Regions from separate parts of the Mus musculus genome. Here region 1 is linked to region 2. A link is a contact called in ENCODE Hi-C or POLR2A ChIA-PET data. All regions are on one chromosome and are shown on one strand. Each heading gives the region's core, a stretch centred on a gene start or an enhancer-like site at or near the end of the contact. The rest is flanking DNA. Distances are from core to core; before and after follow the strand shown. Region 1 overlaps Atxn1 (ataxin 1). Region 2 overlaps Atxn1 (ataxin 1).

Evidence for each region. A loop is a pair of places that touch in the nucleus more often than their neighbours do. ChIA-PET counts read pairs that join two places held with the same protein, here RNA polymerase II (POLR2A).
Region 1: a loop to region 2 is called in a map of heart, with 2.0 times the contacts of the local background. The contact joins two enhancer-like sites. A Hi-C loop is called at or near these places in 1 of 37 maps with a recorded cell type or tissue (heart). POLR2A ChIA-PET finds 5 or more read pairs at or near these places in 1 of 5 experiments (embryonic stem cell).

What each region holds. Positions count from the first base shown.
Region 1 is chr13:45,826,150-45,829,188 of GRCm38, forward strand. All of the region lies in intron 3 of Atxn1 (ataxin 1), which reads right to left. Among named protein-coding and RNA genes, the nearest start is that of Atxn1, 140 kb to the right of the region's middle. Within about 2 kb of position 1,669, at least 2 of the 3 ENCODE cell types and tissues checked have a DNase peak (open chromatin) inside an H3K27ac peak, as active enhancers do.
Region 2 is chr13:45,639,241-45,642,322 of GRCm38, forward strand. The region is part of intron 6 of Atxn1 (ataxin 1); the gene reads right to left. Among named protein-coding and RNA genes, the nearest start is that of Gm34582, 120 kb to the left of the region's middle. Within about 2 kb of position 1,635, at least 1 of the 3 ENCODE cell types and tissues checked has a DNase peak (open chromatin) inside an H3K27ac peak, as active enhancers do.

The sequences.
Region 1 (3,039 bases), core at 419-2,918, 190 kb after region 2:
ATTTGATTGGCTCCTTTAAGGGGTTAATATCACAGAGCAGAAAGTTAAGTAGTAGTAGCCAGGGATGGAGCAGGGTGCAGAAGAATTGTTATCTAAAATATAGTTTGATTTAGCACAATTAAAATGGTTCTTGTCTTACTTTCTTTTCCTGTCAATTTGATAAAACACACTGACATATGCAACTTATGGGAGAGAAGGCTTATCCTGGTCATAGTTCAAGGTACAATCTATCACAGTAGGGGATTCCTGACAGCAAAAGCTTGAAGTAGCTGGTCATATAGATCCACAGTAAGGAAGCAGAGAGCGATAAATGCTTGAACTCAACTTATTGTCCTATTTGTAGACATTCAAGTTCCTAGCCTAGGGAATGGTGCCACCCACAGTGGAAAGGCCTTCTCTGTTTGATTAGCCTAATGGAGGTAATACCCCCACAGGCATACATTAAGCCCATCTCCCCTGTGAGTCTAGATCTCATCAAGCTGGCATACGCATCAGCCATCACGGATCGGGAGATGGTGGTGGTCGTGGCCGCACAGCAATCTGGTTGCTTTTATATCACCAAATAGTTTAAAGTCAGACAGAAGGGTAGAGTCCATGGCGTTTATATATCATCCAAATGTAGAAGCCACTGTTTTGTGTCAGTATGAAGTCATACTCCGGCAGAGACCTGTCTTCACGTCATATAGATCCCGCACCACAGCTTGAGCAGGGCAGAGTCTTTATTTTTATGACAATCGTGACCCTTGATCCACAAACACTTTAGCAGTGTAAGCAGTGGGTAAGACTACAAGAACCAAGAAAGCTGAAAGTCACCATTCACATGTTGACCTTGACAGAAAGACTGCAAAAACAAGGGCTTAAACTCAACACAATCTGCCACCAATTCAGAACGAGCTACTGCCGTGTACCCTAAGGGACTGGGGCGCATTCACCGTTGAACTTGAACTGAATTTTTTTGACTCCTGTATATTTAAATTCCCATCAACACTGGGACTGCCAACTCCACTTCTGCTGCTGATCACAGAACTCATCTCTTATCATCTGGCAGAACCGCTCCCATGAAAACGCTCGAGTTTTGAACATCCTGAGGTGCTGAGGACACTTTGAAAAAAACGTTAAACAATAAAAACTGTCAGCAATTACTGGAAATGGAAAGCCAGCCAAGCCTCTTTGATGGAATTTTTTTTTTTAATGCCTGGAACAACCTTCCCACACCCACTCCCACATCTATCACACAAGTGCACTTCTCCTTTCACAGTTCACCTTAAGTCACTTCTCAGTGACTCTATAATGAAGGCAGAGGAGAGGCAGTGTGAGGGAAACAAAGAGTACTCGCCACCCCACCCCAACCCCCAGAGCAAGGCTTGGGGTTGCCCAGAGCCCCAACCTAATTATTATATTCATGCTACATTTTTTTCCATTCTGCTCAATGAGCTAGTGTTTTCCAGTGCACATCTCTATATTAACCTGTGTGTGCAATACCCATCTTCACTCTGAGAATCCTCAGTGGCTCCAGGATAACTGGCTGCTCTGAATGGGCTAGAGACTCTGGGACCATGCTGAGTCAGCCAGGCCAAGTGTGACTCACAGTGCTCCTGCTGAGAAGCTAAGAATCTCCTTCTTGGAGAGGCAAGGGGTTTGTCACAGAGAAGGAGCCACACACCCAGCAAGCCTTTCCATCCGGCAAACGTAATTCAGCAAATATTTGCCAAAGACCTACTAAATGCCAGGCGGGCATAATGCCAGAAATTGGGGACAAAAATATGCCTAAGACGTGGACCCAGGGAAGAAACAGCTGGTGCTTCCTATAGCAACCACATTCTCAAGGAGTCATCAGAACACTACTAGGGGGGGTAAAAATAGCAGCTTTGCCCTCAAAAAAAAAAAAAAAAAAAAAAAAAAAGAGAGAGAGAAAAACTAAAATAAAAAATAAAAATGCCAAGTACACATACGTCAGCCAGTTCCCAAGCAAACATTACACACTGGAAGGACAGATTTACAAGCCTGGTGTCGTCTTTGCAGACTTTCCTCTTCAGAACTCCAGTTATCACATACTCCAGACACATAAGTGTCCCAATGTCCCCTAAGCAACAAAAACCAACTCACACCGACGTGAATGCAAGCCTCAAGGATCTACTACCACGAACCTGGAGCTCACTCATATGCTATGCTCCACAAACCTGGCAAGAAGCAACTCTTCATTTGCAGAGGTTAACCCCCCCCCCCCCCAGTGCCTGGCACGAGGCTCAGCCTATGACAAGCAGTTAAAAACATTTTCGGCACTAGAATCATGATTTAGCCACCTGCATATTACTGTAAAAATTAACAGTTAAAGAGTCTGTTGTAGCTCATCTGAAGCAACAATAGCACCTATAAAACCCTCACTCCTGGTCCCTCGACACCCGAACATTCCCTCCTCCTTTGGGATCTGAGGAAGACAGATTCTGGCCCCTTTGCTTGATGGAGACTAAAACCACAGGTGTCCAGATCTTTTCTGTTAAAATGACAGGATTTGCAGTGAACCTACATACTCGTGGGCTGGAGAGATGGCACAGTGGTTAGTTAAGAGCGTTCCCTGCTCTTTCAGAAAGGACTCAGGTTCTCAGTACCTACACAGCAGCTAACAACTATCTGTAACTCTAGCTTAGGGCATCCAGAACCTCTTCTGACTTCTGTGAATTCCTGTGCACTTGTGGCACACATCCAAATACTCAGACATCTCCATATACACATGTAAAATACACATGTAAATAAGTACCTTTTAAAAAAATATGACGAACTATTTTTAAACCTCAGTTAGTTGAATCAGCATATGCAAGACCAAAACAGAGAGAGCTTTCAAGAGGGAGATAAGGTAAACTGAGGTTGTATGGGTGGTCCCTAACCCAGTATGAGTGTCCTTGTAAGAAGAGATTAGGGATAAAACACCTGAGAAGATGACATGAAGACTCAAGAAGAATTCAGTCCACAAGCCAAATTAAATATCCCAGAAGAACCTGGCTCGGCTGACCTTTTACCTCAGACACCTCACCTACACAG
Region 2 (3,082 bases), core at 385-2,884:
TTATTTCTTCATCTCTAGATATCTTACATGGCAGGCCCCTGAGGCATATTAGTTAGATACAAGATTGAATGTGTGAAACAAGGTTTGGTTGTATTGAGGTGATAAAATGTATAGCATCTTGTAGGGCAATCCTGAGATTAATAAGATTAATCTGTAATGAGATTGCTATAAATGCTGATCCTAGGGCTAGGAAGATGCATCTGTGGGTAAAGTTCTTGCTGTGTAAGGATGAAGACCAGAGTTCAGATCCTCAAAATCCATGGAGAATCCACAAGGCACAGCAGCCTGTCTGTAGTTCTAAGAACCCTGGAGTTGGAGACAGAATACCTTGGAAACAAGCTGGGTAGCCAGCCTAGCCAACCAGTGATCTCTGCTCTGAGTGCGACCATGCTTCAGTAAGAAAGGCAGAGAGAGTGATCAAGAAAGATACCTGATGTCAATCTTGAGTCTTCCCATACATACAGACACACAGACAGACAGACACACACATGCTCATGAGTCTACACACATGTAGACATGTATGCACATATACATAGAGCTAAGATCTTTTAAGAACGTTGATTCCCTGAACTGTACTTGATAGACTCTGACTCCCCATATTCTAGTAGTACTTAATAGCAGAGACTCTGGCAGGAGCAGCTAGCACTTCTGACAAGGTGCTGTGATCAATAGATTATTGATTTGGATCCCCTTTGTAGAAATCCTGATCCACAGGTCAGACAGACATGCTTGATGCATCCCCAAATTCAAAAGTAGGAAATTGAACTAGCAATGAGTACAGTCTCAACATTGAGTCTATCAAGATTAATGAATCCACGGCTTTAGGCTACTTGGGGATAACTGTTGGATACCTTCGCTGTCTTATCTCATAAGCCCACGCAGCTAGGAGGCACGCACCCCACTCCCACCTCAGAATTATCCTAAAACAAAACATAAAAAAATCCAACTAACTAACTAACTAACTAACTAACTTCCAGTGTCCATACATGTCTGTCTATGGCAACATTCTCCATCTTTGAGAAACTTTACTCTCAGACTCCTTCACCTCCAAGAACAACAGAAGTAAATAGGCCTAAATGATGCCAGCTTCAGCACCTTTCAAGGCATTACTTAAATCTCACTTACACCCTAGGAAATCCAATGGGTGTGTAAAACCTAAATGCAGCCCAGTCCCATCAAAACAAAAGCCCTCGGCATCTAAAGCCTTAAACCTTCCATCTGTCTCCCTACCCCCACACATATACAGAGTAGTAATTCCCCAAAGCTCCCAAGAGGCACAAGCTTGGCAATGGAACACAGCATCCCTGGAGTGACAGTCCAGTGAGACTTTGTGCCTCAGCATTCTTGGGGCCCGGCTTCTCTGCTGGGAGCTAAAGGCGTCATGAAAGTGCATGGTGGCTGAACGCAGAGGGGAACACACTCCCTGGGGAGCTGGTGACACTTTGGATACCTGCTGTCACCAGGTGTTGAGAGTCATGAAGCCAGACATTCTGGCTGCAAGGTGCTGCCCTAGGGACAGTCAGGAGGGAAGTCCTGTGGCTCTCAGCATCGGGGTGACAAGGTTGCTGTCTATTTACAGTAAGAGCAGACGAGCCAAGCCGTCGCAGGCATGAGGAACAGGGCAGGCAAGCAGCGTCTGATGAACGTTCTGTGGAAATGTGGCAATCACTCTGCTGCATGTTTTCTCCTTCACTCTCACGCCACCCCGCAAGCAGAAATGATTACTTCATTTAGGAGCAAACCGAAGCTGGGGAACAAAAATCTTCCTCAAAATGCTAAGCAGATACATTAAAGATGCAGGGCCTTAAACCTGGGCCTGTCTGGTTTTTAACACGTTCTTAGCCCAGTGCCTTCCATAAGGCAAAATTATTTTTAGGCCTGAAGATGTGATTGGCCCACTTTGAAGACAAGGTTTCAGATCCAATATTTCCGTTCAAGGTGCGGGCTATACCATTCAATGTAGTTTGAGCCTCTGGCACTGTGAGTCACGTCTGTACTAAGAAAAGAATCATTTACTAAGGCCTATCTGGTATCCACATCAGTGATGTTACATTCAATGGATGCTTAATAAATGGGCTAACGAATAGGAGTCAGTTGGTTTGAGGGCATAAACGCATGAATGAATGAAGCTAAGGCTGAAAGGGGCATCAGGGACTCAGTCAGCAATGTTGGCTTAGTCCATCACTATATTCCCATACCTGAGAAAGTTAACTTCAACACAAGCAAATGTTTTAGTTATCATTGTTCTGAAAGCCCTGGTTAAGCATCAAGTGACCTTAATAACCTAGGCTCTGGTGACGGTGGCATGTGGTGGTGGCATGTAATAGAACAAACCACTTACCTCACAAACCAGCAAGCAGAGATGAAAAAGAGAGCAAGTTCCCCCATACCCTAGTATCAAGGGCATACCCATACTGCTCCCAGAACCTCCTCTGTGTAGCACTACCCTCTGGGCCAAAGAGCAGCCATCTTTATTATTATTATTTCAGCCATCCTACTTGCCAAAGATCTTCTCAGCGGGGCTTGTTGACTGCTGACATTCTCTCAAAGAAGGAGAAATGAGGGGGGTCATGGGACCTTCCTCTCAACCAGCTGTAACTGACCTAATTACATTTGGCCTCGGGGTCTTGGTGAGAGACTAGAGGGACTAGATTACATAGGCTGGGGAAGACTTGGGGAGGGGGGCCCCACCTATGCAGCTATGGGGAGGCCTTCATCCATATTGGGAAAAGACTTTCCAGTGCAGCTGAAGGGGGTCACCCACCTTCCCTTCCCTGCTCTGTAAGAAAGTCCAATAAATGTATTGGTTCCCCAGGGAGAGCTTTGGTGGGACCAAACTTTGCTCTATCGCTAGGACTCTAAAGAGGAAGGGGCAGATACTCCCTAGCCTCTCCTAGGGAGAAAATTCTCTAAACAGGTCCTATCACTTTCTAATACTGTGTCCATAGGGATAAAGCCTTTCATACTTGAAGCTCTAGAAGACATACCTCCACGTCATAGCACCCATATGGACACAGACTGGTCAATACCAGCCTATAAAAACAAAACAAAACAAAAAAAAACAAAACAAAACAAACAGGAG